Regions from separate parts of the Homo sapiens genome. Here region 2 is linked to region 1. The links are chromatin loops, found by intact Hi-C in ENCODE. Cell type or tissue: ovary. All regions are shown on one strand. Links, peaks and the distances in the headings refer to the core of each region. The heading gives the core; the rest is flanking DNA.

The links. Peaks named below come from ENCODE experiments on the same cell type or tissue, not always from the same donor. Only the 100,000 strongest peaks of a DNase experiment are listed, where the experiment ranks them.
Region 2: a loop joins it to region 1, with 6 times the contacts of the local background. A loop is called at or near these places in 105 of 110 quality-filtered maps.

The regions. Positions count from the first base shown.
Region 1 is chr7:25,378,725-25,394,538 of GRCh38, reverse strand. LOC124901604 (a long non-coding RNA gene) reads left to right here and starts at 15,111. Exons shown (of 2, transcript XR_007060262.1): 1 at 15,111-15,238. In ovary, for the core only: no CTCF peak of the experiment used is centred there; a DNase peak (open chromatin) is centred at 8,851.
Region 2 is chr7:25,247,082-25,262,895 of GRCh38, reverse strand. No RefSeq gene overlaps it. Among named protein-coding and RNA genes, the nearest start is that of NPVF, 27 kb to the right of the region's middle. RefSeq lists an enhancer at 2,892-3,186. In ovary, for the core only: a CTCF peak has its summit at 3,035 (motif pointing left); a DNase peak (open chromatin) is centred at 3,065.

The sequences.
Region 1 (15,814 bases), core at 5,026-13,025:
TTAGAATCAAGAGAATGTAAGCTTGGACTAGAGTTCTGTTTCATATTTATTGTGAACAACTTGCCGTCTGGTAACATTTTTCTGTTCTATTTTTAATGGCTATAAAGTTTCTATCGTATTCAGTAATTATCTTCAATCTCAAATGAGAAAGGAAATTCCATAATAAGAACTACATGAAACATTGAGTGTACAGGTGCCAGAAAATACTGTTTTGTTTAGTGGAGATGAGATTATAAAAATATGACTCTTTATAAATGCATGTTCTCAAGTTTATTTATAGACACCATGACACCAACTCTTAAACTCCTTATTTAATCGCTAACAGAAACATTATTTCAAAAGGGAATTAAGGTGGTGAAAATATATTTTAAAGTGGCATATTCTTAGGGGAGTCTCATTTTTTTCTTACTATTATCAACAACAACGACCCAAGGAAAGAAAAGTCAGGAGGTAATTTAAGCCACAACAAACAAAAACGTTTCAAATTTCTCAGGGGCAAGCTGCACTGCATCTTGAAGGAAATTGGAAAGAATATCAAAGAGAATTTATTGTTTGATGACCACCCTTGGTTATTTAGTGAAAGCTGGGAGAGAAAAACGTAGCAGCAGTTAAGACATCTGATGTAAACTTGAAGGGAGGGCAACAGAGAGAGGGATTGAGATTTCGCTAACTTTATGCTTTGGGACCAGAGATACCTTCAATAACAAGTAGTTATTTCATTGTTGCATTTTTAGATAAGTCATATTAAACAATTATACTAGGTTATTATAATTCCTGTTAAAAGAGCAAAATATTAACCTAACTGTAAATTCCATTCAATACAGTTAAGATAAAAGCATCTACCACACTTAACCATTCACAGTGGGGTTATTAATGATTACTTTTTCCTACTTACTGCTAACATCCATCAACTGGATATTAGAAAAGTAAATATTTTTCTGTCCACTAGAAAGTACTTTTCTAAAAGGAATACAATCTAGAATATAAGGTGCTATTTTACTTCTAACCAAGTATCTACAAATATATATCTATTAGAAGCTTTTTCATTAATAAATGAGATCTCATTAAATAAATAAAGTTAGTCATGTGTATTTTTTGCTCAAGTCTCAATGTTCTAAGTTTCTGCTCTCCCTGAGAGGTAGGCCTCTAAGAGATTATTCCAGAAAGGACATTGAAATAAATGGTTTTGATGTAGAATATTAGCAGTGGAAAAGTTTCACATACTCACTGGAAAAATAAAGGGAATATTTGAGGCTACCCAGTCACATTTAATGAAGGGGAGTCAGAGAAGGTGAGAGAGAGGGAGAGTATGCACACAGTCCTCCTGGACTGACTTTGGATTTCTCAGCTTAATTGATAAAACAAGTAGGGCAGGCATTTCTCTGTTCCTGCTCTAGGCAGCGATTTCAAAATAGCGCCCCAAGGCCACCCTCATTTCCACTGAAAGCCTGGCAGCTGTGGAACTTAAAATTTGCCTGATTTGAGGTTGGAGGGCTTCTGATTTGAACAAGATCCACTGCAGAACCCAAGAGTAGCGAGACACAGGGGCTGATGGCCCCGTGACATGTTAATGCATTGGGTTTTCTCCCACCAACCCACAACATGGGTAAATAAAGATAACCTTCACCAAGAAATGCACACTGCTTCTGTCCCAGGGCGACACTGGGGAATTCTGGCAAAGGCAGCAAGTGGCCCGCTAGCATGAGCTGCCATCACAATGAACAGGAGGAGAGAGTCAGCCAGAGCCACTGGTGAGGAGTTCTGGGAACAGGAATACGGATAGCCGTTATCTGACCACTAGGGCCTGGCTGGGAAAACCCTACCCAAAATCTCTTTGTTACTCGATTCAGAAGATTGCTTTTCTCAGCTTTGTTTCTCATTAAACATTTTGAAAGGGGTTAGTCCAAGTTTTGCCTATTTAGTTGTTTTTGTTTTCTGGCTTAACGTACATCACATTACCTAATAAAAATCACACCACATTAAACAGGCTGTGTTGAGTATGCTGCGGTGAGTGCGACTTTACTGGTGTTATTTTAACTGTCTGTTCTCTGAATTCCCTTGGAATTTATGCTGTTAACTCCCATGAATACGAACAGACCTCCCAAGCCTGTAGTTACACACTCTGTATACTTATTAGGAGGCAACTTCACTTCTAGATGCTACACAGAGGGCTGTATTTTCTCCCTGAACACTTGAGTTCCTGAGCACACTTGTTTGAAAATGTCTCATAAAATATATGGTTTAGCTGGACAGACTGAAAATTTTGTGTAATCAGAGAGAATGTTTAGAAAACATCGTTTGGGGAGGGAAATAATATTTTAATGCTACTTCCAAGAGAATAAATAATGTAATTCCCCTTCTCCAGGGTCACGGGATGCAGGCTTTAGCATTGCTAATAAAACAAAAGAGAGATGGTCCTCAGAGGGAGGGATACAAAAACATAAAATGTTAACCATTTAGCCAGGAAATACGTGCAGGGACCAAAATCAGGTCCTTTCACTCATACAACAAATACTCAAATAACCACTTCAAAGTGTTTTCTCGGGAAAAGATAAGACTAATATCAAAGAGAAAAATCTCTTGAAGTTTGTGGCTGTATACCTAAAGAGAAAGCTTTCACTTTGTCAAGAAGTGACAAGAAAAGTTTTCATCTAATTGTTAGAAATCAGAACTTATTTTAAGCTTAGGCTTAGAGGGTTAGCATCCTTCCCGCTTTCATTTATAGGATGTTGGTATTGTTTCTTATGTTCCAGCATTATAATCTCATTCTACATGGAATTCTATTCAATATAAAAGAAAATTCACCCCCGGCTGTGATAGCTTTTTAATTTGTAATAATTTGTTCACAGCAGTTGTGAACAATGAGCTAAATATTGTTGAAAAACAGGAGTTTAATTTTTGTAACTTCTTGATTTGTTCTGATTTGTGTTGTTTAATGAAATCTAGTATTGAAAAACCATGGATCCTGATAAAAATCGTAGGTTAGAAAATATATGCCTCTTAAGATTTCTTGAACTTTCTTCGAAACTCATAGAAAAATACTAGAAAACGGTGTGGAATCACTGATGAAGTAGTGCCACCATCTGGAAAATTTCAGAATGGTAGACATAAGTTTCTTTTTCTTACAAAGGTGAACTCTTTCTCAACCACACATTTATTTTGGGGGAAAGAAAAGCAAATAAAAAACTTGTTCCATTTACCTAACTGTCCTAAGGATATTCAATGTAACACTTAACCCATTCCCTGTAGTATTGTCTCATCAGGGAAAGGAAAGATTCATTCCACATTGGTCTACATTGGAGATGATGTTTTACCAGGTATCTGAAGAATGAATGAATCACCATCTATACAGAAGGATGTAACGTGAAGGGAAGCTGAATTCTAACACTTTAAACTTGCAACTTAGACACATATGTGCTTAGTGCATGGGTGTTTGTGTCCAATGACATTAAAATCTCTCATCTATAAAATGAGGATAATAATAGTATCTACTTTACAGGGTAACTGGAGGGTAAAATGAAATAGTGCCTGTAAGGTGCTTCGCACGGTGCCTGGCACATAGCAGTGATCAATAATGGGAGAGATTATTAAAACTGATATGTATTTAATCTCTTTTTCAAACATCTGAATTAATATTCATAGGGTTGGCAAGGACTCAGGAGGCTTTCAGGTCTGGCTCCTGTCCTGGAAAGAAAGCTTCCACACTTCTCTTTAAATTCACGAGAAGAGGAGGTTTCCCAACCCCTTAGTGAAGCAACCTCCTCACCTGGCTCTCCACCCCCTACAGTCTGGCCTCATCTCCCCTCTAAGCTCATGCCTTCACCTAAACCTTCTATCCATACTAACTGGGTGTATTTCCAGCACCCTAAGCACGATACTTGCCTCCTGTCTCTGTATATTTTTCCTCATATCCTCTCCTTTGCACATTCCACTTCTCTTTGTTTATTTAAGCCTCACCTTTCTTGGAGGCTTAAGTTCTACCTTTTCTCCTTCTTTCTTCCCTAGCACCCATTCACATCTGACAAGTGTTAGTTAGGGTGATTATTCCTTGGCTGCAAACTCCTGAAGGGCAGGTACAAGATGCTAAACATAGTTGTACCCAGAGCAGTGACTAGATAGATACTTGTTATTAATCTCCACAAGGAAGATACATGTCAATATGCACAACTTTATAACCAAGATGACCAGCCAAACAGTCGACTTAAATTAATCAGGGAAATGAAAGCTAAATCCCTGACCTAAATTAGTAGAGAACAACCATTCACCAAATTAGCAAACATAAGGGCTTAGCCCCTGGGTCACACTGAAAGGAAGATCAGAGCAAGTTTATTGTTTTATTACAGATACAGTAAGATGGTAGTAACATCCTTACATAGAATCTTTTTCCCCCAAGTAGCCCTCATGTAAGGACTTATTCATGCATATTTATTTACCATCCCAGCATCTCTGGGATGACAGAGGAGGCACCTGGAGGCAGGTGGGGAAGCCCCAGACTGGGCTGTGTATGAGATGACTCCAAATTAGAATCCTGCCCTACTACATACTAGCTGTGTGACCCCAGATCAGTGGTTTTAACTTCTCAGTCACTTTCCTCCTCTGTAAAATGATCATACAAATACCTGCCCCCTCCCCATGAGGAGTACATGATTTACATGGTGCCTTAGTACACACACTAAGGGGCAAACAAGAGTGCCAGAAGAGAACATGAGTATTTGAGAGTTCCTACCAGCGCAGCGCGATTTTGTCGGTCATCTCAGGATTCCCTACCATTCTTTTTTTTTTTTTTTAATCCAACCAAAGGTTTAATTGAGACTTCATCCTAGATCAACCAGCAGAGGTCACTCAAGGACAGACTGAATTCTTACTAACCCCAGGCCTGACTTCTAAATTGAAGATCATATCATTGTCGTCGGAATAACATATTTTGTGGTAACTCTTCACTTTTAATATTATTATTCTATATTGTCCATTAAGAGCCACAGTGCAGTAATTTGATCAACGTTCTGCTTATGGAGCTTTCCTTACTAAAATTCTGTACGGAGAGAGACCCAGCTAAACACCCTCAGGCTAGAGAAGTGGGAAGGATGGAGAATATAGAAGAGGGATGAGATAATGGCATAAAACTTTTACTGACATTTAAAAAGGGTCTAAAATGATGATCCTTGGAGGCCGCAGGGGACCTGGGCCTGCATCCTCATCAGCAGTGAAGAAGTGTCTAATGGGAGGGAAGTGACTGTTCCAGAGAAACTCCGAGGAAAGAAAGAGCAGTTCAGAATGTTTTGGGCAGTCTGGTGATATTTGGAGAGGAAAAATGGGAACCCCAACCCCTAAAAAACCTGACATGTTTGCAGTATACAAAGTAAATAGTCACCCATCTGCAAAGGCCACTTAAAACGAATCATAAAAATGTTACAGATGCCACACTTCGTGATTTAGATTTCCCACTGATGATTAAGAGATGTCTCTTACATTTATACAATGCTTCAGTTTAAAAAATACTTTCATATGCATTACGTTTTCTCACCTTTAAAATTATGCCAGGAGTGCACAAGATCACAAACCTGTGGGCTTCTTCATCCCACGGTATTTTGAATCTGTCCTGGGTCATTGGACTTATATAATAGGCACTCAGCAAATATTTGTTGAGTGAATGATTAAAACAGATAAAACCACAACAATGGTCTGTTTGTATGTAATTTTATTATGTGTGTAATGAGCTTATTACACAAATGTATCCACACATTTGCCAATGTTCTAAGTTGCAACAACATCTGAAGGAGCTTTAGTTTTAGGTTGGTAGAACCCAGTAAGAGGTCTTGGTGTTGCTACCTCTCTCTGTGAAGGAAACTAGAAGCCTTGCAATGGCCTTGATGGCCAGGTGACTGAAGATTCCATATCAGCAGATGTCAGGGTTCCTGGATAATTTACCCCAGGCCACATCTCATGAGGAACCCTCTCTGTTTAGGGGTAGGGGTGGCCAGGAGATGTCCTATCCACCGCAGTGCTCAACATAATAAACAGACCCAACCAGGAAAATCAACGATGGGGCAACTAAGTACACTCAATGCCAACCTGCATATTGGAGGTGACACAGAAAAATGGAGCAAGCAAACATCACTGGGGTTAAAACAAGGTTTTAAAAAGGAGAACCTAAAAATCACATATTCTTGGTGAAGGGTACAGGAGTGGGTGAAGGCAGAACGATTAATTATCTGCAGGGTGCCCCAGCAAATTTGCTTGAGGAGTAAAAATGAAGATTTCTTGTTAGACATGTGGTAATTTAAATATAATTATTGGGAGGTTTAGATTTAACATGTGAAAACCATAGGATTACGAATCATAGATTATCAAGATTTTCTTCGTCTTTATATATGTTAGTGTTCAATCCATATTCTTTTGAAATGAATTGGACAACCAGACGATTCTAACTGTTTGAAATGTCTTCCTTTAGATTTTTCAAATCTCAGAAGTCCTTCACCTATCAAGGATTACTCAGAACAACTCTAATCTTCCCTCAAAGCAGCAGTCCTTCAAATGCTTAAAAACTTTAGTTGTCCCCTTACTCCTGTGTCCTCCAGAATAAACACCCTCTGGTTCTTTGGTGTTTCTACCTGTCATGCTGCCATCTGGCAGTTGTCATTTGGCCCACAATCCTCTTTAAATAGACACCCAACAAGAACATCCAAAACTGTGTGGCCTTAATGAAGCCTAGCCTTATCTCATGAGCTGTTCATCACCACCACCAAGTTTGTCCCTTCTCTGCAGTGTCATTTACCTGTCTCTCTGGTCAACCTGTGATGATATCTGAATTTGTAGCCCATTTCCTTTATGGAATTCCAAATGCACCAACCACATAATCCATTTTCACCACAGTCTCACAAGGAAGTTATTGATGCCACCATTATTCAGGGTTGAGTGGGGATGGGATGGAGTAAAAATTGGAGAAAAATTGAAACATAAAGGTAGAAAATAATTTACCTGGCTGACACTCCTATCCAAACGCCAAGGAACTAATAACATACAGTCCTCCCAACTTCTTGCCCAGCAGGACTTATTTTTCTTTAAATGAGACCACACTGCCTGTAGTGATTGAGTCCGGCAGTCGGAGATCAGAGGGAGAGAGGCCGCAGGTTTCCTAAGACCTGAGAGAGGACTTGGCCTTCCTCTTTGTACCGGGATTTCACCACCCACCCAGCAACAATCTAGTGCCTGCCTCCCATCTGTGTTACAGAGAGAACACCCTGGCAAGGGAGATCTGGCCACCAGGTGTTTGTTTGATTTGCTAGTTGTAGTCAAAGTGTGAGTGACGTCCTTGACAGGCATAGATGGATCGGGTGCATGCTAACATTCATTAGGAAAGAAGGGGCCAGCTTGTGCCCTGGAAGGTGTGGGGCTTTGACCAATGAGTGTGGGGCAATGGCAGGAGGCCTGAAGCTCAGGCCAGAGAGAGGCCAAGCATCTGCCAGGGTCAGTCCATTGTAAATCATTTGATTCCTGTATAATCTGTATATTTTACATTAAATTTAGGATGTTAGGAGATAGTTGGGTTAAGAATCCCAAAAACACACATAACAGTATCATTTTGTCCCTCTGTCTCTGTCACACACATGCATGCATGAAGCACACAAACCCTTCCTTATAGGAGAAAAATTGTAGTTTTCAATCTTATGCCAGCCTCCCACCACAGAGGACTGGCACCACCAGGGGAGGGCAGATTTCTGCCACCACCGTGGTGCTTGGGCGATGGGCCACCATCCTTGCAGCTCCTGACCAGGTGACTAGCCTGAACCTTGTGTCTGTTAGCTGCCTCTCCTGGGTAATGGAGCACGTATGACTGCAAAGTGGTGATTTTCTAACAGAGGAACTGAGAAAGTGAAGCCAGGCCCTCAGCTGTAACTAATCCCATGGCCAACCTCTCCTACCCCCTATTCACTCCCCCTGCCCCAGTCACTCTCCCCTCTCTCAGGACAGTCTGCATTTTAGCTGAATGTAATGAAAGAAAGTTGGCCCCAAAAGTGTCTCCATGTGTCTCTGCCCAGAACTACAGAGAATTTTTTGGCAGAACTTCCAAGGTAACGAGCAAACTCCTAACGGGGTTTTGGCACATCACAAACAATTAGGCGACTGCACTCCATAATCAGCCTAGGGGGACGGGGAGGCCATGCGCCTGCCAGATTTCTGGTAAAATGTTGCTTTGATTGGAACTAGGGTTCTTTCCTTCTGTGTCCCCAGGCCTCGAGTGGGGCTGGAGGAAACGACAGGCCTTCTTATTTGGGACAAATCCGACATGTCAGTGTTTACAGACGAGCTTCAAGCTGGCAACCACAGCAAGTCTAGGAGGTCTCCTAAATCCACTGGAATTACCTGTAGGGAGAGAGCTACATTCGTGCTTGTAGGAAATAGCCGCCTTTCCGTGTTGTTCCAAATGTGTGGAAGTTGTGAGGCCTGGTGTTTGATCAGCTGTCTCACCAGGAGAAGTGAGCATGAGGCTCCAAGTCACTGAGAATAGAGTGACTTCTCCTGGCTCGAGGTGACCAGGATCATACAGAGCTTCCAAGTGGGCTCCTTCCCGGCAGGGGTAGGCATCTGCCATCTGTGAAGTACTGGGTGTGTGTCAGCTGGACGTGTCCAAGGGCCAGCCCTGCAGAGGGCCGCAGGGACAAGAGCACCAGGCCCACCTGGGTACTTTGGCCCAGGGCCTGTCCTTGGCATCCAGGCTGTGTGCTCAGCCGAGGTCTGCTACACACATGTGAAAGCAACTGGGTTTGGCAGGGCTGGACTTGCTCAGCAAGACCCAGTTCCTCTCCACTCTTTCCAGACATGGGGAAAGCCGGGACTCTGATAGTTCTTCATCCCTTCTCCCTGCAGGTGACCACAGCAGGCGACTGTCCCCCGGTGGAACTCCAGCACTGACAAAGATGGCAGCAGAGAGTCAGCTAATGGGGAAATGCTTCCAAAATGAGCTACAAGTCAGTTTACAAAAATGGAGAAGGGGGAAAAATCTATTAGGCTGCAATCTCTTGTTGGGAAATGTGTTTCTAAAGGGAGTTTACATGCCATGGCAACAAATCCCTGAAGCCCAGTTTCAGCTTATTAGTGCTAAATTGGCCACAGCAAATGAGCACTGCAATTGTCAGTGACCTGAGGTTTTATAAGCACACTGGGACTGTTTGCAGAGATTTTACACGCGCCCCGTGGTGCAGGCGACGGGAGGCAACTCAACTCACTACTCCCACTTCCGAAGCCCAAAATAGCAATGAATTCACCCCCTCCCTGATGGACCCTTCTTGCAGGGATCTCCAGGGGCTGGAAAATTCCTTGAGATTATTGCCCTACCACTTGACTTCATTAAAAAAGAGAAGAACAGGAAATCAAAGGCACAGTTCAAAAGTTCTAGTTGAGGAAGAAGTCTTCATTTTGAAGCATTTAAAATGGATGGGGGATAGCCCTGTCTTGGCAGAGAAGTGGAAAGAGTAGCCTATAAAATTCAGTGACAAGGAAAAAGAGAGAGTGCCCAGTCCCAGCCCTGCAGGGGAGCAGGGGAGCAGGTGAGCATGACTAGTGAAGTGAGCAGAAAAATAGCCTGTTGCCAATAAGTGTGTGGCTTCTAGTCAGGATCCAGATCCACATCTGCCTTATGTTATTATTTTTTATCTATTCCTCCCACTAGGTCCCATCCTTCATAGAGTTCACATGCTAGGGGCAGACAGACGAAAAAATAAAATACTTGCATGCCTGACTAATATAGTTAAAATCTGATCAGTTCTGTGAAGGAAATAAGCAGGAGGCTGAAAAGGAGAGTCATGCGGGAAGAGTGGTGGGGAGGGGGCATTTCAGGGAGGCCTCAGAAAATGGAAATGAGGTCTGAGAAGCAGGAGCACAGGGGTGCTCCAAGCAGGGGGACAACAGTTGGCACCAGGTGTGTGAAGCAGGAGACAGCTTGGAAGAGAGGTAGGCAGGGGCTCAAACATGCAGAGCCCAGATTCAGGGCTTAGATTTTATTTTTAAAATGTTCCTTCTTGAAACTCTCTTTCTCCACATCTGTAACATGACAATACCCTACTTCTTCTAGCAATCTGAGCAGACCATGACTTCCTTTGCTAGCTCACCTTCCACTACACACACACACACACACACACACACACACACACACACACACAATTGAAGTTTTTCTGTGGCTGGATTCCAGAGAGCTGTTTGCTCTCTCTTTCCCTTTCCTCTCTCCTAGGAATTCAATAAAAAACTTCCATGCTAGTGACTTTCAAGCCTTTTTCTTCTATATGCCAGTATTTAATTAATTAATTCAGCAAACATTTATGGAACATCTACTATGTGCCAAGTACTTTTTAGATGCTGGGAATATTTAAAAAATTAAAGTCCCTACCTTGATGCCTTAGACCTCCATTTGGAGACTAGATAATAAAGGTGTCTGCAGGAGTAGAATGAAGTACCTCACCCATCATAGAGGTTTAATGAGACGACATTTGGGCTGGGTCCCAAAGAAGGATAGAAGATTTCCATGGAGAAGAAGAGACTATTGGGTGAAATGCCAATACAACCAAACAGCATGCACAAGGGCATAGAAGAGGAAATGGCCGTTAAGGGACCAGGAGTAGCTCTCTGCATGCTTCTTGCTGAGCCCACCATCTCTGCTCTACAGTGCACCTTCTCTGTGAAGAAGACAGTCTGATAGCTGGAAAGTGGCATCCAGAAATGAGAAGAATGTGGGCTTGAACCTGAGAAGCACCAAAAAGACTGTAGCAATGATCCTATGTTAGCTTGTTAGGATAAAGCACACGTGGACAAAGCTGAGAAATCACAGTCACAAATTAGATGAACATCCTGCTGTTGCTAATATTTGCACTTTCCTAGAACGTTCTGGTGCAGGAGTGAGAACCTCAATAGGAAGAGGAATGAAATATAGGGCTAGTCCACTCATGAGAGCATGCAACAGGTGCTAATGTACTTGGAGAAAGCATGTATGGAGAAATACTAACAAAACTAGGACTGCATAACTTGGGTAAGATGGGAGAGTGGTTACATGGCCACAATACATTAAAGGCTTTCTTATGAAAACAGGTGGTTACTCTTCTTTATATTTTATTTTCACTGGGGAAATAATGGAAGGAAAATGGTTTACTTGCAACCAAAAAGGTTTTGATTGTACATAAGAAAAAGGTTTCCAGACAGGGAAGCCTTTTAAAAAATACGGTCAATGCTTCTATCTCTGGCCTAATTTATAGGTGGATTTGCCTGAAGCACATTGAAACAGACCAGATGACCCCTCTCAAAATAGAAAGTTTGATTCTTTGGCAGAAGAGGTCGAATTGCCTATGAACAATCCAGGATTGATCATTTTGGCCCAGGGTGAACACACAGCTTCTTAAGCCAGAAATACTTTTTATCTAAATCTTGTTTATACCTGCTCACATTCTCTTCCTTAATGCTCAACCGGTCAGAGCAGATGGAACTGCCAAATGGGGCTGGCTGCCTTTACTTTCCCATTCAATTTCAGACTGAGTCGACTGAATAGCTGATATTATTTACCGTCTGCTGGTACTATCAACAGCTTTTTTTTCTTAGTTCTTAAGATAAGTTTCATTTCTTTGTACCTTAATTGCTAGCCCTTATTGCCATGAGAGAGAATTTTTGTCCAAATTCCCTTCAATTCAACTTGTTCAATAAATAAAATTCAAACATTACCTTGCCTTTCTGATGGGGGTTTGAGTAGGTCCAAGAGCTGACAAAGATGACAGAGGCCAAGAAGTGAATTATTTGCCCAGGGAGTCACTAAAAGTCTATCGCAGCATTGAAAGTAGAACTAATCTATCCCTAGAACATAGGGAATTTTGGGGCTTAAATTTGATGACCTGTCAGAAGCAGTCCATACAATAATATGTATCTGAGCTGAAGACAATGAGGGGTTCTTTGTATGTCTTTCATTTCATACAACCATACCTCTCCCCATTCACTCTCTCCCACCTCTCATGTTTCCATAGGGGGTTGCCCTCCAACAGCTGTGTATTGGGAGAGGGTGGGCTTTTCATCTCCCTCAACCAGAGGGCAGCCTGATCATGATCATGCCACATGCTCAGTGAATCAGAATCAGGACTCTTGCCTGAGCCAGGGCTGATAGAGTGCCAAGCTCTGTGGGAAACACCAGATTCCGAGCACCATCCTGTAGGACCCACTAAATAGACTGCCACCTTCACTATCAATCAAGCTGCAAAGCTGTCCGATGCTCTGTTGCTCTTTGCAGGAAAGCTAGGGTGCCACAGAAGCTTCCTCATCACCAGTCAGAATAAAGCCACTCATTTGTATCTAACTTATTTTTCAAAACTACTCCAAGCTCTGTAACTTCGAAGTTGAACTATGTTAACAATGGCTGGCTTGGAAAGTCCCTGCAGGATTTGTAAGAAATTAATGTTAGCCTCCCCTCAACAGAAAGCTAGGGGTTTGCAAAACACACCATATGCTTGTCACTTTGCCAATGAATCAAGATGTTTTTGCAGCCTTCTGAGTCTAAATAATTAATGGTAATGTCTAAAGATTACCCCAAGGTTCAGGGAGTAAGGATAGGGCCTTTGCAGTGTCCAACATTACTCAACCTCAGCTCAACCCAGTATTTCATGTGATAAATGATCAGGCTTCATGACCACGCTCCCCACATACACCCCACTTATCACCATTGTGCATTCCCTTTTCTTTTTCCTTACCTCTTCTTTCTTCTGTAATTAGATTCTCTGGCTTTCTTCAAATAAATGTTGCTGCTCTTCTCAGCCCTCAAATATTACGATAAACCTCTAACCAGATTTCTCCAACTTTGCTAAGTGGACAAGAGTGTACATCTACTAGTTTATCTTTTAACATTAGTGTTGTTCCCACCAAGAGATTAAGTTCCTTTCAATAAACTCTCACCAACCAATTAATCCAAACCAATGAAGCAAGCTAAATAAATCAATAGCCCAGCTAATTTTCATAATTGTAGAGATTATGAGTTTTAAAAAAAAATTTAAAAGAGTAGATATTAAGTTCTTGCTCTATAAAATACAAAATCATGTCCATGATCATTTGAAATATTTCCTTTTAACCGGCAAAACCTTTTTTCAATTTTATGATCCTTTGGAAAAAATGAATCTACATAACTTGGTACTGACTTTTGATGAATCTCTTCTATCATTTTAGCTTGTCAAAATGAAGTGCTATTCAGCCCCCTCCTGAATGAACCACTGTAATATTTTATGTTTTATTCATCTTTAACATATATATACACATACATATATAGATACACATATAGTCTACTTTTGAATAATGATAAACCCCCTCTTGTATAAGAACCTTACCATAGTTCCTGTCATTTTTCCCCATTGTGATATTTTAATTGAATAAACAGAAAGGTCTCATTTGTTGTAGAAGATTGTAAGAGTTCATTATAATGTAGTACTGCCTGTATGCCAGCTGCTTTACAATGCTGAGTGCTTTACAACCATTATTTCATTTAATCCTCAATAAGACCATTTCTAGATAAAGAAACTGGAATTTGAAAAAGTTTCAAAACTTTTGTCCTAAGTCATGCAATAGTAAGTGAGAGAGCTGGAGTTTGAACAGGAATGTTATGTAGCTTTCTTTGTCCATTTGGGTTGCTATAACAAAAAAACGTAGATGAAGTGGCTTATAAACAACAAATTTATTTCTGATAGTTCTGGAGGCTGGGAAGCCTTAGATTGAAGCACCGGCAGATTCAGTGTCCCGTTTCTGATTCACAGACACCAGTATTCACATGACAGAAGGGGAAGGAAGTTCTCTGATGTCTCTTTTGTAAGGGCACTAATCCCATTCATGATGGTTCCACCCCCATAACCTAATCACCTCCCAAAGACTTATACCTAATACCATCACACTGATGGTTAAGAGGCTCAACATACAAGTGTGAGGGATACAAATATTCAGTCTATAGCACAGCAACACCAGACTCTCCTTATATTTACTTCTCACTGAAGGCTGAACCAAACAGCCCTTCCAGGACAGACAGAATGCCACAGATGCTGGGGAAACCCTACAAGTAATAATGATGGCCCTAATGCAAATTTCAGACTATAAGTCAGCAGAAGCTGCCTTCTAAAGAATTTATTTCGTAATTTACTTCAAATAAATTAGCAAGAACTTTAATGTTTACTGACAAAGGTTTTAACTTTTCAACTCCTCTAAAAGTGGGAAATACTCTTACCCCAAATCTGGGTTATTTTATTCACCAAACCATCAGTATCATTCTTATATATGCTTCCTGGTAGTTCACACTCCTATTTTTCTCTCTTAATTTCATGCATCTTTAGAAATATTAACTGGAAATGATGGAAGTCAGCATGATAGAATAACTGACTTCACACTCTGTATTTTGAAATAATAAAAAGAATAATGTATTACCCATGGGGAAAATCACTCTTCCAGAATTTCAACAATCTTGTTGATGGCTGTTGTGAGACCTCAGTTCTTGTCTTATTAGTTTAAAAGAACTTAAAGAAGAGACACACAGCAAAGGAGCTGCAGCATAGAGCAATTTATTGCAAAAGAGAAAGAATATTCTAAAAGCTGGGTGCAGAATAGACAGTGCACCCTGAGAGAGGATTCATGGCAGGCTGCTCATAAAGAAGAGAAAGCATGGACTGGCCCTAGGGAGACTACCCTTATGGGAATCTTACATGATTATTCATAAGGGTGTGGAAGGAGATGTTACTAGTAAGCATATTGTGGGTGGTCCTCTGGATGCACATGTGCAGTAGCTGTACATGCTTATTCATAGGTCGCATGTCTCATTAACGTCTTAAATCTCCACCCAGGGGTTTTTTTAATATTAGTATTTTTTATATTAGTATTATAATGAGCAAAGGGTCAGTTTGAGGACAGGTAAAATCAAAATGTGCATGCTCTCTACAGAGGAAATTCCCTACTGAAAATAGCTTTGCTTGAATGAGCTTGACTACAGTGTCAACACCAGGGCTTATTGTGTTGGTGGTCATCACGGTTGCCACGTCTGAAAGACGTGGTTACTTCCTTGACTACCTCTCCTGCCTCAATCTTTCAGATACATTCCAGTGTTAGTTCACCATACATATAAATCAAACCCACAATCTGTTAATTGTCTTATTATATGAAGAATGGTCTTGGGCAAAAGAAAGAAAGCATCATCCTTGCTTCAAAAGTGTTGCCAGCCTAAGCCAGATATGGCTACAACCAGTGGGTGAGTATAGTGGCCACTAGAATGGGCACAGGACTGGGTAGTCAGGAGCCTAGGAGTCTGGGCCCAGTTCCCTTAATCTGCTGGGTGATGTTGATATGAAGTCACTTGGCATCCCGGAGCCTGCGTTTGTTCACCTGGAAAGCAAAAGCATTAGAGCAGGTGACTTTTGGGATCCATTGCAAGTCTAGAATTCTAGCATTTTGGTGACAGCCACAAAAATCATCACATTATTGGTGTAAAAAAAATAGTTCTCCTGTTTTTCCAGGATAGTATATAAGCTTCTGAGCCCCACTGTGAGGTGGGCAATCACTCTGTGATTCTCCCCATGCACACATTGTGTATGCATTAAATAAATTGTATGCCTTTTCTCCTGTTCAAACATGTATATATATATGTACGTATATATATAGGGGCAGAAAAATGATAATTTATAAACATGTATCTGTCAAGGTTGAGCTAAAATTCCATTGTTTCCCAGTAATAAGAAAATACTCATTTCATTTCTGACCCATTCATTTACCAAGTAGTACTACCAATCCCCCAAAGAACAGGAGATACAGAATCTTTATCAAGGAA
Region 2 (15,814 bases), core at 2,152-10,151, 130 kb after region 1:
CATCTTTCCTGTGGAAAGCGCATTCCTGTGGCTTGAGTGAAGCTAACCTCACCCTGCCTTGACCCCACGGCGGGCACATGGCCCAGACCTGACCTCACATTCCTCCCCAGGATGCTGGATCTCCAAGGTGGTTGATTGTAAGTCCCAGACTTCTGGCAGCCATGTTGCTTTCCCATCTGAAGGATGAACAGGCAGAAACAAATACAAGTGTGAGACACAGAGAGAGTCAGAGACTGGAGAAGAGCATTTGACCCCTGAAGCAAGAAGCAGCCCTGGAATTTCTTTTAAAGTCTGGATTTGGGGTCTGTGGCTTGCAGCCAAAGGAGTCCTCCCACTAGAGGCCAACGTGTGTTGCTCTTGAGAGGAGGCTGGACTTGGTCGATACTTGGGGCTGGGTTTGCAGTGTGGGCAGAGCACCAGATCTTCTGAGAAATTTTCACAATTCTCTATGTTACCACCACATTTGACGCTGAGATTTTTGTTTCCCAAAAGATAAGTCTAGATGTTTAGTCACTGCTGTTATATTCTTTCCTATGTCTTTGTGTTTCTCATCCTTTTCACACTCATGCTGAACCCTCTGAATGAGAGGAGGGGAAGGCATTGGCTGTATAGCAACTTTTAAGACCACTTGAAGCCACTTATCCAAAGGATACTAGAAGTCATCCTCTGAATATCCGGGGCCTTCTTGTTTAGTGGAGGGCAAGGGACTCCTAGACCAGAATTACTTGTGATCTGAGAAGTCAGCCTAGGCCTGATTTCCCTTAGGATTTCATTTCCCCCTGAAACTAAAGCTGGAAATAGAGCTCTCCTTAGTCCTCCTCCTGCAGAATCACATAATGGTCCTGTATAATTAGCCTGAAGACATTCCCTGCTGTTAGTTTGTCACAAAAACAAGCAGAAAGCACTAGAAAGAAGAGTAGTTATTTAGAAGTAAATAGCAAGGGAAGGTTGGAAATGTTTGATCTCATATATAGATACGGCTTTGTGTTCTCCAAGTAATTACTTTTGGTTTACTTTTTTCTTAAAGTGCATTGAGATTGGAAGGTTAGTAAGAATGAACAATAAAATTAGGTACTAAAAACAAATGAGGCTCTCAAGGGATAGAGTCAAATAAGAGAGAGAAAGTCTTGGCCCTACACTAGTTGCAAAACAGAGTTTTGTCAGCCCCTTCGGTATTTATCAGACCTTCCCTGCTAACACCAATTAAATGAGAGAGGGGATCTCAAAGTTTGGGTCAAAGCCTTTGATTTTCAGATAAGAGATCACATCAACTTTCAGAGAAAATCTCAGATGTCTCTAATATTTCTTTACTATAAAACCTCCTCCAAGGTTTCGATTCCAGAAACGTTTGAATCGCATTTCTGCAAGGTACAAATTAATAGCTCTTACAAAGACGGTCAGAGATTTCATTTTAAAACACTATTAAACCTAGAAGGTAGTAGCCAAATTGGAGAGGATGTTTGATCCTCTCCCAATTTTCCACTGCTGCAAAGCAGAGACTGATAGTAAATCATTCTTTGCAGTCACTTCTCCTGTTTTTTAAGAAGAAGAAATCATTTTAGAAGTTTTTCTCTTTTTTTCCTTGCAAGAGCTTCATAACATCGGCACACAGCTTGTGAAACAGAGGGAGAGAACAGAAACCACATCCGGAAGTAATCATCTCTGCAGCACTGTAATGGATTATATGTGTTAAAGGGGCCGTGGACTAAATTAGCGTGAAGGTATTTCATAAAAAGTTATGTAAATCTTAAGTGGAGGTAATGCTCTTCTCCTTAAACTTAGGAATGAGGAAACCGTAGGCCCCAAGACCTTGCTACAAAACAGTAGCTTTGCTACTTCTTGTGCCACCAGATTAAACAGACAATTGGAATGAAACCACTACCTCATATACTCACATAAACTAAATTTTATTGTTAACCTGGACACACTGAAAATCATGAGACTGATGGAACCAAACTTCCCACAATTGTCCAGTCAATTTGCTATCCTTCTATTTTTTAATTTTTGGGGGGGGGGAATAGGGAATAGCAAAATTGCCTTTTTCTCAGCACTTACTCAGTCTGTAGATAATAGAAAGTTCTTATTCCTTTTAAACTTGCAAATGAGATTCTTTATCTCAGAGGCCCAATCACCATTCCAAAGAGAATATTTTTATTTTCAAGAGATTCTGTTTTTAATTGGCTACTTAGAAAATCTATTTTAGAAAACATACATACTTGCTGGAGTTAACTTGTTCTATATTGTTCAAAAAAGAAAAAAATCTACCAAAAGGAAAACAAAATGGACATTGAAATGCTGTTTTCAGGGATAATAATATTTAACAACTTGGGGGTTGGAGGAAATCGGTCCCCTTTAATATCTCAGTTGGCACTTCGCCCTGTTAGCCCTATGCTAGTTGCATTGTGCTCAGAGGCAACCAGACACTTGCAACGATTGCTTCTGAAGCACCACAGAACTACCTGCAGTAATTTGGTTGTTTTCAACCATTCTCCAAATAAAAATATCCCTTTAACGCAAAGGCTCAGGGTTTATGAGTTGTTTTTTTTTTTAAGAAACTAACGTACACATTCCCATGCATTTTTATCACCTTAGGCTAAAAATATAACAAGCAAAGACTGAGAAGGAGCTGGAAGAAATTAAGAAGAATGCTTTCCAACGTTTGGAAATTCCTTGAACGATGCACATATAATGTATATGCAATAACTCTTCAGTAAAGGAAAAGACATAAAGAAATGAGAGACTGCATAAAAGCCTGGGCAATTCTATATTTTAAATAATAAGGTGAAACGGCAAAATGTTTTGTTCTACGTGGTATCTGTTCAACTGTAATTCTGTACTCCACATGATGTGAAAATCTAAGTTTGAGCAAAGTTGGCCTTCTTTTTTTCTTTAATCCACACTGACATTGTGCCCAGAGATGGGGCTCCAGCTGTTGAGGGACTAGAAGAACCTCAGGGAGTGAGTGATCAGCTCAATACCGAATCCTCCGTGTGCCAAGAGGATCCCTTTGACCCTGAAGCCATTGCAAATTGTTGCTTTTTCTTGTAAGTAGAGTCTGCCCCCACGTGGTGAAAGTGAGAGGCTGCTTTTACACACCAGGACGCCTTCCTCTCGCTTCTAGGGCAGCAATTTTTGTAGCGACTGGCGCCCTTTTACCACCATTCTATCTTTGAACTGCTCTTCCTTCTTCCCTTCCCTCTGTCCTACTTCCCCCTTTTCCTCTTCTCCTTCCTTTCGTCTTCTTTCTGTTTCATCCCCTCTACTTCTTCCTTCCCCTTTGCTTTCCTGAGCCCTCCACTGTATTATTCAGTGGCCCAGACCCCGTGTCTGGGGGAGGATCTGGACTCTGATTTGAGGAATTCAGGAAAGACAATTTCAATAAATAATTAGAGAATAATCACTTTAAGGGATAACAACATGACATCGTAGATCCTGAACCAGAGATTGAGATACCTGGCTTTCACACGCCGTGGCTCTGTCCCAGAAATAGGATACAGATATGACATGTTTATATGCAAAGTAAGAAATCTAGGCGTAAGCATAGCTTCATAGAGAACCAGGAGGCAGAAAGACAAAATGGGTTCATCTGCCCTCTTTTTAAAAAAAGCAGTAAAGACACCTAATGCTGATCCCACCAGCTCCCGCTGAGCCACTCCAAATACATGCAATCTAAGCAATCGAAAACCAATGCTCATGTGGCAATACAGCCTCAAGATAAAGCTCCTTGCTTCCCTCGTGGTCCTATTACAGGCAGCCCGTCATCCCTAGGGCCATCCTGAGCAACCAGTCCACCCTGGACATCATTTTCATCATGTCACATCCCTACCCAGAAATCTTCAAAGGTATGTTGCCTTCAAAGTCCAAATACCTCGTGCATTATTCAGGATCTCTCTCTCTCTCTCTCTCTCTCTCTCTCTCTCTCTCTCTCTCTCTCTCTCGCAAACACACACACACACAAACACACACACACACACACACACACACACACACACACACACACACACACACACCATAGTCTCAACCTACTCAAGTTCTCTACTTCAGCCACATTTCTCTCCTGGGCATCCCCTAATGTCCATCTTTTTCTTGCCTCTGTACTTTTACATTTGCTGATTCCCAGCACAGCCTTTTGTGGTGCTTCTGTCAGTCTGGAAGTCCTTTTTTTTTCAACACTGAAACTGCATTAGTACACAAAGCAAGACATGTCACCTAGGGAGATGGAAGTTGAGGGTGCTTTCATACCCATATGAAAGCCTCATATCAAGATACAATACATATATTTTAATACAACTGTAATTTACAGAGCTATTAATCTTCCAAGGCAGGAGGTGGGGTGAGGGTAGGGAGGGCAAAGTGTTCATAAACTACCAAGGAAGAGTTCTAGTGGTTTATGCTATTGCCAGAATCCTGAGATGGAATTATGACCCTATAACTCAGTTAGCCAGCTCTTTCCATTCTCTAATGGATGCCTTGGAGACGTGGCTTCCTGCTCAATTTCCCTGTATACTCTGTAGCTTTCACTCCCTTCCAAATGCACCGGGGAGCCTCCTAACCACCTCATGTGACAAGCTGTTTGAGCTATGTCTTTGTTTGGGAAATGTAGAAGGAAGACTCCCATACCCCTCTCAATCTAAAGATTCTGCATAGGATGGGGGCGGGAAGAGCTCTCTTCCATAGCAGCAGATAGAAATGCCATGAAGTGCCCACCCATGGCCTCCAAATCGGCACAAAATATCCGCAGGTAAGGGAAGAACTAAACACCACTCAAGTATTGCCCATCGTTTACCTTCTGGATGCACAACTAGTATAGTATTACTCGTTGTAATCCATGAACCCTCTGCATTGTAATCACCTGGCATGGTCCTTGGAAATGCTGGTTCCTAGGCTGCACCTCAGACCTATACAATCAGAATCCAGGGGGTAGAGCCTTGAAATATGGAGGTGTTATAAATAATTGAAGTCATTCGTATCCATTTGAGCATTTGAGCATCTCTTTTTCAGGTATTCACTGTGTTTTTCTTCATTGTGCTGAATGCAGTACTCCAGACAGGGCCTGCCTCAAACAAAATCACAAAGGGCTAAATGTGTCAAAACTCCTGCTTCATGAACCCACATCTGCCCTTGGACCTGCTGCTCCTGATCTCTGGCCCTGTGGCTATGTCAGTGCACTCATCCTGACCCTGGGCCCCCTGAATGCCAGCCTGGACTTATCTTGCCCATGCGAACATGTGTGAGCACCTAGGCCATTCCTTTCACCTTCCTGTCTAACAAATTGATTTGATTTGTGCCTGGTTTCCTCAAGATTTTGCTATTCATTAGATGACAGTTAACCAATATAATTTAACGACTAATCCATATTAAAGGGTTAATGTAGGTATTTGTTACTCTTTGGCTGAGTCGAGGGACATATTCTGAGGCAGATGAAGAGGGGCTTGGCCTTCTCAATCACACCAGTTAGGTTTATCCTGTCTCTACCATTTGCTAGGAGGTCTCAAATTCTATGCAATTTTATTTCTAAAGTGGATAAATAATCCCCCCACTTATCCCCAAAGAGTGGAGCTTAAAAGCACTTTAGGAACTGAAAAGTAGTACATAAGCAAAAGAATTTGTTATAATTCATCTCAAGATCAGCCCCAATTTATGGATACCATGGAAATTGTTTTCCTGATTTTCACTCTCCTGGTAGTAATAAAAAAAATTCTGATGAAGGTCCTTCCAGCCAAGTCTATGTGGAATATGTCCTTTGATAAGGTGGCCAGCGTTCCCAGAGCTGGCCCTGCCTGGGCTCATCCTCTGTGTCCTCTCCATCCTCATGACACTTGGGCTTAGACCAGCCGCACCATGTGAATATGGCCTATTGAGAATCACCTAGGGAGTCTTACCCACCACACTGCACAGAAAGGAAACAGCTCCAGAGAGGTGATTGGAGGTACTGGCAGGGAAGGAACCAGAACCTGGACCACACTGCCTTGAGGTACGGTTTCCAAATGTATTTTCAGATGTCTTTGGGACATTTTTATGGTTCTTGGGGATGTGCCCACCTCATCCGTTTCCATCCCTTGATGTCTCCCATTCTCCTCATCTCCATGCTATGACCAAATTGCCCTCTAGATAGTTCTTCTCCTCAGCTGTCGCTTTCGATGTTAAGAACATCCTCTAGGAGTAGCACAACACATCTAGATGCTCTGTGAGCAAAACCCATACCCTGTGCTTTGCTGGCCCTTATCTGTGTAGACTGTGCTTTCTCTGGAGTTTCATGCCACGCTGACATTTGGCTGCCTACTCGCTGCTGAAAGGCTTATGTGATGGATGAGTGGTTAGACTGCACTAATCTGCTCTGTACACAGCTACGGCCTCACATGGATGATGGGAAGAGCTGGAAGGATGAGAAAAGATCTTAAAAGTCATGACCAACTCCTCCAAAGAGACGGACAAGAATCCCACATGGAGTGTGTTGCAGTATGTTCAAGGAGCTTTTCTAAAACCTATATTTCAAAAAGACTAAGCTCAAGCCTCTGCCTTTTAGGCTACATCAGCACACTGAAATGAGCCCCACAGATGGCCTTTGTACATGAACTCCTGGCATACTGGTTTTTTTTCAGCCCCAGAATTCCCTTGAACTTTGGAAAATGCTAATTGAAATACAAGGCATATGTTCTTTAGCGTGAGCCAGTGAGAGAAATCTAAGGACTGGACAATGCTGTCAAGTAAATATGATGCACAGTAACAGTGGCGGTGTGTAACTAGTAGCGAATTTGAAAACCAAATCTGAGAACATTTGGTGGCTTGATTAATTTGCTTTGCCCATCCGCCATCTGTTGTTGTCTCCAGGAGCCCAGGATGGGGCACCCTGCTTGATTCTGCTGACTTAGGCCACCTGGAAGCTCTCCTTCTATAGGGAGTGGGGGTGGACTCTGCGGAACAAAAGTCCCCGGCCCTGCTCCTCTGATCCCACTGTGCAGCTGGGAAATCAGGTTTGTAGAAGCAGCTCCTCCCATATGCTTCAGAATGACTTTTACATCCTCTATCTCTGTTTAAAACCAGTGTACATTCACAGGTTCACCTGTTTTATATCTTCCCATGCTGATAACTGCAGAGCAAAGTGAGGTCACTTGGTGACAATCAGCCAATTGCTTCTTTTGAGCTGAACTGTAGAATGTCACATTTGAATTGTGCTACCCGCCCCACCCTTTTTGGCTGAGTTAACTCATTCTTTTCAGAGCAAAGCTTTTCACCAAATGCCTTATACAAACTTGGTGTGTAGTGCCATTGATAAGTAAGCTCAGCTTTGCTTTCTGAACTAGGTCATGAAAATGATGCTCATCTTTGCCCTTGTCCTGCTCCCCCAACCCAGACACTTAAGTGCCCCATTCATTTTTCAATAGAAACATAGTGAGTGTTCACATGTGAGCTAGATACTGGGAAGTCAGAAGTGAGAGCTTAGTCCTTGGTCCTCATGGGGCTCACAGGCTAGTGGGGAAACTTAAATAAATAAAACTACGCTGCAGATATTTTGACAGAGATTTACACAGGCTACTTGTAGCAAAGGTTTATTGTAGCCCACCAAACGGATTCCACTCCTCTTCCATATTAATTGAGTTGCCCAGCTCCACATCACACCTCCTTCCCTTCCCACAAATTCCCTCCCTGCAACTTGGTGTGGTCATATGACCAAGACCTCCCCATCAGGAATATGAGTTAGAAGTGACGTGTGCCACTTCCAGGCCTGGGCCTTCAACCGTGGCACACGTGCTCTACCACTTTCTTACCCTTTCTGGTGAGCTGGAACATGATAAGGCCTGTAAGCTAGCATCAACCATGTGAAAGAGGATGGTGCTCCAGGTGATGGGGAGAAATGAGATGGAAGGAGCCCTCGTGACTGCACGGAGCAAATGGGCCCCTCTGCCGGTTCTGGATTGCTTCGAGAATGAGAATAAAGGGCCTTGTTTCTTAAGCCACTGTGTTGTTGGGCCTCTTTGTTACTGCAGCTTAGCTTTCACTCTAATCAGTACAACTCTGTGTTCCACACTGAAGCACTGTCTGAAATGGGAGTAAACGATCTTCATCTGAGATTACACACAAAGAATCTCCATATTTCCTTGATTCAGATTCACCAGATGTTAATGCTTTCCCATATTTGTCTATCTCTGTTTGCATATGTAAATATATATACATTTGTGTGTGTATTTCCCCTGAACTGTTCATGAGAAAGTTACAGACATAAATAGTTAAGTGTGTATTTCTATCAAAAACAAGGACATGCTCTTACATACAATAGTACAGTTGTTAAAATCTGAAAAAGTAACATTGATACCCACCTTATTATGTTACCTAAGGACCTTATTTCATTATTAGACTAATTGTCCTAATAATATCTTTTATAGTAAAAGAGAGAAAAAATGTATTACTCAAGGATCCAATCCAAGATCATGTCTTGAGTGATCGTTGTCTCCTTTTCTTCTTTAATCTGTAATAATTTCTCAGTTTGTCTTTGTCTTTTATGACTTTGACATCTGAAAGAATACAGACCAGTTATTTTAGAGTTTGTCTCTCTCAATTTGAGTTTGTCCTCAAGGTTAGATTCAGATTATATTTTTGACAGGAATCTCACAGAAGTGATACTGTGTTCTCATTGCCTCCTATCAGGTGGCACAAAATTTCCATCTGTCCCATTACTGATAATGTTAACTTTGATTACTTGGTTAAGGTGCCAGATTTATCCATTGTAGTTACTATTTTTTTCCTTCATAATAAAGATGAAAAAGGGAGAGAAAATAAAAGGAAAGGATTCCTTTTATTTATAGGGATTCATACCATTAGACAAGAAGGTGCTTTTCCTTTACAGATCTTTCTTTGATAACCCCATCTCTATTCCTGGTTTCTTCTTAGATGGCTTATGGGACCCATGAATCACATCTAATCTCCTCACAGAGCCCTCTGTATGACTGAATACTCTGGCCTTTTGGCCCCTCTGATGCACTGGCAAGAGGTTGTCCAGCCACACCCTTGGCTTTCCCTTCAAGACGTACTTTCTTGACAGTAAATCTCCTCATTTTAGTGTCTTTTGCAATATGGATTGGCTGAGAATTTCCCAAACTATCAAGTCCTGGTTCCTTTTTGCTTAACAGTTCTTTCTTCAATCCCTCTGTTTCCTTTTACATCTTATTGTAAGCAGCAGGAAGAAACAAGGCTGCATCTTCAACTATTTGCTTTCAACACTAAGCTTTCTGCTACTATATAGCAAGGGTCACCTTTCTTGCAGTTTTCAATAAGGTGTTCCTCATTTCCTTTGTGCCTCCATCAGCAGTGATGCTAGCATCCATATTTCTATCAATGGCCTATTTATGGTAATTGACGTATTCCCTTAGAAAACATAGGTTTTCTCTACCGTGCTCCCCAATTCCTTCTGAACCCTCACAAGCAAATTCTTTAATATCAATGTTTTACTTGCAATCTATTCAAGACAATCTAGGCTTCTTCTATTATATTCCTCAAAATTCTTCTAGCATCCACTTATTACCTATTCCAAAGCAACTTTCACATTTTTAGGTATTTGTTACGGCGGCACCCCACCCTTGGTACCAAAATCTGTATTCATTTCTTAGTACTGCTGTAACAAATTGCCACAAACTTTGTGACTGAAAGCAACACAAATTTATTATCTTATGGTTCTAGTGGTCAGAAGTGTAAAATGGATCCATAGGACTGCATTCGTTTTGGGGACTTTAGGGGAGAATTTGTTTCCTTACCTTTTCCAGCTTCTAGAGGCCTCCTATATTCTTTGGCTCATGACGTCTTCCTCCATCTTTAAATCATCTTCCTCCTCCCTGACCTCTGCTTCCATTCTTAAATATTCACTCACATTTCTGTCCCTTCTGCCTTCCTCTTATAAGACCACTGTGGTTACCTTGGGCCCACCCAGATAATCCAGGATAATCTCCCCATATCAATATCCTTAACTCAATCACATCTGCAAAGTCCCTTTTCCCTATCATGTCTCATATTCACAGGTTCTGGGGATTAGGATGTGGACATTTTTGGGTGGCCAGCTAGAATGGTCTTGAAGGTCTGTCTATTGTCCATAATGACCCACACAAAAGAAGGTAGTTAATTCATCAACTTAAAGGTGAATTCATTGAATTAGAGGTTAATTCATCAGTCCTTGGTATAATCGCCAATAATTACAGGGAGAATAGTTGGGTCAAAAAGGAGCCCCCAACACAAATGGTGAGACAATTCATGGTCCATTCTCTTCCACATACAAACATAGAACCTGAAAGTCTCCCAGTTACTCCAATTTGATATTTGTTGTTAAACTTGATCTCAATCACAAGTATGTTGAGTTAAAAAACATGGGCAGTGCCACTGAGTAGTTACAGTCATACATTATTTAACCTAACACTGCTCAGGCAGCGGGAGAAGCATATGAATTTATAATCAGTCAGATTGAAACAATGTTGTGCCAGACTGTGTGTTTGTAACCATTCATAACATCAGACATAGCAGAATAATCCAGGACCAGTCATGTCCCAGGTTTCTTTTGCCCAGGCTGCCACCTGGAAAATGTACCAATCAGGCTGACCCGGATTTGCTATTAGGGGAAGGAAAGACATACCATGTCCATGATTAGTCAGAATGGAGTCCCAAGCTTTCATAACGGATCTATATAACTCTGTACTCCTTTTGTACTAATTATTACTCAGAAGTAACCAAAAAGGATGACCTTTTCTTGAGACAGCCAAATCAAGTGACCAAATTGCCTTACTAAAATATGTAGACCAGGAAAATGTACTGGACAAAGAGTCAGAAACACTTTTGAGTTAGTTTTTGAGAATGCCATTCTAGCACTCAGCAATACTGGATATAGTAAGGAATATGGAATGTCCATTTAAGTATTTGACTATTATCTCATTGTTAGATGTTCTTTGCAAATGATTCAGAAAGCCTAATGCATGACACAATTTCACTTTAAAGCACAATGGTGTGGCTAGAGTCAGCTGATTGGACTGAAACAGCAATAGCATAACCTTAAAAAGAAAAATGTCAAAGCATTGAGACAACAATGGTAGTCTCAAAAGGGGGTCAAAGATTTGATATAGTCAATTTGCCAGGAATAGACAGAGGTAATGTCCTGTGCAATGTGGCCTACTTTACCACAGAACAAACAGGCCAAAATTCGGCAGGAGTCACAAGTCTGGTATACAGTGGAAGCTTCTGCATCAGAAACACATGGTCCTTTACAGTGTCTAGTCTGCAATGGTGGATCTGTTGCCATTTCTGATGAGGTGAGGACACCAGGCAGCAATAGGAGCAATCTGGGCATTGCACACTCAATCAACAGCTCAATTCTCATTGTTCCCATCAGACAACAGGCCCTTACAATGCCATCAACACAAGGGACCCAGACTATCTACTTGGGAGACACAATTTGTTTATACAGTTCATGGCCGCAGAGAGGAATATCTTTATCTGCCCGTGTTAGTCTTCCAAGTGGCAGACCACATGGCTAGGCCATTGGTAACAGCCTAAGAGTCAGAAATAGTCCTTAGGAGTACTGTCTAAGGCGAGGGTGTGGCTTTCAATTCAGCCCATTGTGCTGCAGTTGGTCTTACAGAATTGTCACTGAGGCTGGATGGTTGCTTCCACCCAGTGGACATCATCAGATGTCATCTTAGCTAAACCATCATCAGTGAAAGAGCTCAGGGTTACAGACCAACCTTGATGAATCAAGGGCCCTATTGAGCCAGCAGCTTTCCTTCAGGCAGTGGAGGGGGAGATAAAAGTTTCTTCCAAAGAGATGACTGCTACTGTTTCACGTAAAACTCAGTGGCCTCTCAGATGCCACTAGAGCAGCACTCTTAAATATACTATTTCTATTTGACAAGACAGGCTCACTGGGCGCTTCCCACCTTGTTTTGTTGAGTTCTGTTTGACCCATCCCAAATGGGAATATCCAGCCTGAGAGTCACAGGCTTCTGTTGGAAAGATTTTCAGTTTAAACAAGAGCTTAGTAGCAGGTTAATAGCTGCCAATAGGGAAGAGTGTGGTGGGAGGAGTACTTGGTGGCTGTGTGAGAGAAGTGGAGCTAATGTACTGAAGAATGGCCTCTCTTAGTATTCCAGCAGTCATTATCCCTCACTAAAGCTGACATTTCCCTTTCTCCCTCAGGTTTATATATTGTTTCTGTTGGACTTGCTGGACAGTACATGTGGTCATCCCCGAACAGGAAAATTCCCTCTGATATTTGTGGACATTCACAGTACAAGCATATAAAATATCATTACCAATCATGCATTCAGCCGTGCAAACCACAACAGGATATTGAATTAGCCCAGAATTTCCACCCAGTAGGCCACATTAGCTCCCCCTCCCTACTTCCAACTTTGTCCAAATCCCACAGGCTGCAAGGAGCTGACCTGAGTACATGTCAGGATCTACAGCAACAGCCTCTAGACCACGCTATTTCCCAGCTGAGAGGGCAGGGTTGAATGCCAGCAGGGAGGATAAGGCTATGGTGTTAGCCTTTTCATTTTACCTCTTTTGACCCTTCACCCCCAGGTTGGTGCCCAAGCACTGGCACTACTTCCTCCTCATATACCCCTGGCATCCAGCGAGCACCAGGGCTCAGGGTCCCCTTTCATTCTACCCTGTAAACACCCTGGCTACAGCTCCACCATGCTGTTCTGAAGGCTTTGGAGACCCCTGTGCCTAGTGCCCATCTCTCACTGGTGAAGTTGAACTGTGGCAAGGACCAGGGACATGACTGCAGCACCTCAGTGCTACTAAGCAAGGTTCTGTGTTCACTTTTCCTTCTGAGCACTCTCCCGCTCATGGCTTAACCAATGTTTTCAGCTCATATAAACCAATGGTTTTGGTTCATGGAAAGCTCTATGTAAATAGCAAAGTCCTCATTGCTAACATCAGTTGTTTGGCTTTGAGGACTCCTGGCTCAATGTCCATAGAGACATTGTGTTTCAGCCGGGGCCAAGGAGCTTGCTCGCCCATTGTCCTGATAACATTTCTGACTCTGCCCACCAAGAGGAGAGAATGAGCAACAATCAAGCACCATTCAGGTGGCTTGTTTAGTCCTGGTTTTTGCTGCTTAGCCTCTAAGCATTAATTCAACTCATGTTTATTAAGAGATAGGACAGTGGGAAACCCCTCCTCCACCGCCACCTTCCACACGCACAATCCTCCCCCTCCCAACTACTTGGGGCAGGAACATTTGCTACCAGATCCCAGGGAGTTTTCTCATCTATCTGATCCTGGTTTATGGAATCCTTGTTCTTCCTTTTCAAGAAAGCCAAGTCCCTTGGGCTGGGCGTGGTGGCTCATGCCTGTAATCCCAGCACCTTGGGAGGCTGAGGCAGGAGGATCACGAGGTCAGAAGTTCAAGACCAGCCTGGCCAGCATGGTGAAACCCTGTCTCTACTAAAAATGCATGGTGGTGTGTGCCTGTAGTCCCAGCTACTCAGAAGGCTGAGGCAGGAGGATCGCTTAAACCTGGCAGGCACAGGTTGCAGTGAGCAGAGAGCACGCCACTGAACTTCAGCCTGGGCGACAGAGCGAGACTCTGTCTCAAAAGTAAATAAATAAATAAATTTTAATTAAAACAAAAAAAGAAAGCCAAGTTCCCATCTGCATTCCTTCCTTATCACCAAAACTGTCAAGGCTGCAATTTTATTTTACCCTACTTTTTTAAGCTACTAAGTTAACCTGTTACAGTGTCATGGATACTGGCAGAAAACACAAGACTCTGGGGTCAGAGACAACAGACTTTATTACTCACAGCATAGCAAGCATCATAAGCATCAGCATGTTTACACTGGCTCCCTTTGCTTTTATGTCCCATGACGGCTACATGGCAGGCCTGCATATGCAGCATGCTGTGTTATGGGAGAAAAACACTGAACTTCAAAAATCTGCCACTTTTATAGCAAACAGTAAGCAAGCCTGTTCTTTGTCTCAGAGGGAGATATCACCTCATCTTTCAAAGTTGTTCACTACAGATGAAACCCTGAGAAATTACCTAGGTAAAGAGAAGCCAAGGCACATTTTTGGCATACCCAGCAAGACGTGTAAAAGCACAAGAGACCTATGGAGGGGTTTCTCAACAACAACCAGCACTCTTGTAACCTCCCGATGGGTTCGCCTTGCTTGTTCCCTAGACAAAGCCCATTTATCAAGACGGGGGAATTGCAATGGGGAAAGAGTAATTCATGCAGAGCCAGCTGTGTGGGAGATGGGAGTTTTATTAGTACTCAAATCACGGTAGGGGCTTGGAAGTGGGGCGTGCTGATTTGTCAGGGTGGAGATGGAATCATAGGGGGTCGAAGTGAGGTTTGCTGCTGTCTTCTATTCCAGGGTGGGATGGCAGAACTGGTTGAGCCAGATTACCACGGTCTGGGTGTTCCCAGTGTCAGGTGATCCGTCCAGTGCAGGGTCTGCAAAATATCTCAAGAACTGATCTTAGGTTTTACAATAATGATGTTACCCCCAGAAGTAATTTGGGGAGGTTCAGACTCTTGCAGTCAGAGGTTGCATACCCCCTAAACCATAATTTCTATTCTTATAGCTAATTTGGTAGTCCTGCAAAGGCAGACTGGTGCCCAGGCAAGAAGTGGGTCTTTTCAGGAAAGGGCTATTATCAATTTTGTTTTAAAGTCAAACCATAAACTGAATTCCTTCCCAAAGTTAGTTCAGCCTATGTCCAGGAATGAGCAAGGATAGCTTAAATGTCAGAAGCAAGATGGAGTCGATTAGCTCTGATCTCTTTCACTGCCATAATTTCCTCAGTTATAATCTTTGCAATGGCAGTTTCAATCTGGGAAAAAAGAATAGTAATTTGTAAAGGCCTGCATTGTCATCTTTGCCAACTTCCTGGTTTAAATACTCCCACCGTGGCTGACTTCACTATGTTATCACTCAACTCAGAGTCGGGAAGAGATGTGCACATGTGCTGGCTTGACCAACCTTTGGTAATTCTTGCTTAAATCAATTATTACTATGATTGTTGTCCTTGACTTTAAAATCCATATCTGAATCTTTCATCAAACATATACATGCATCATGTGACATACAATCATCTCACCTGTTTTCAAAATGTATCCCTGCATAACTTTCCAACTGTATATTATCATCTCTTTGTAGTTTGCTTACAAGACTGAATACAAGAGCATTTCTCCCCTGAGGATCTCAAAACAATTTCTGGAGAGGTTTGGAGGGGAAATCTTGGGTTATAGTCATGGCTAAAATAGAACCCAGAAAATCAAAATGCTAAGAACTGGGATGTGACAGATCCAGCCTCTGGCTAGTGGTGAATCTCCCTCAGTTCTTCTTTGCATCTTTAGTAAACCATTATACCTGTGTTTTTAAGTTTCTGAATCTGTGATCATCTTCTATAACATTATCTGATGTTAATTTTCTTCATAGTATTTATCATTCTCTTACATTTACTGGGTTTTGTTTTTGTTTGTTTGTTTGTCTAACATATTCATTGATTGTCTCACTGCCTTTAGGGTACAAAAACAAGAATTTTGTCTATCTTGTTTACCACTTTTTCCCCAGCACCAAGAACAGTGCCTAGCATGTGGAAGATACTCGATAAATATAGGATAAATAAATAAATTCTGATTCCTGATTTGGTATCTATTCCACTTCATTATCTGGCTTTTTTGATAGCAGGCATGGCAGATGGCAATCAAGATGGCAAACAGAAGCTCTAAATTTTTCCTCCTGTAATTAAAATTTCATTGAATTTCAGGACATCTGATATCCTAATGCTGCCTCTCATACACTATATAAAATCAAAGAA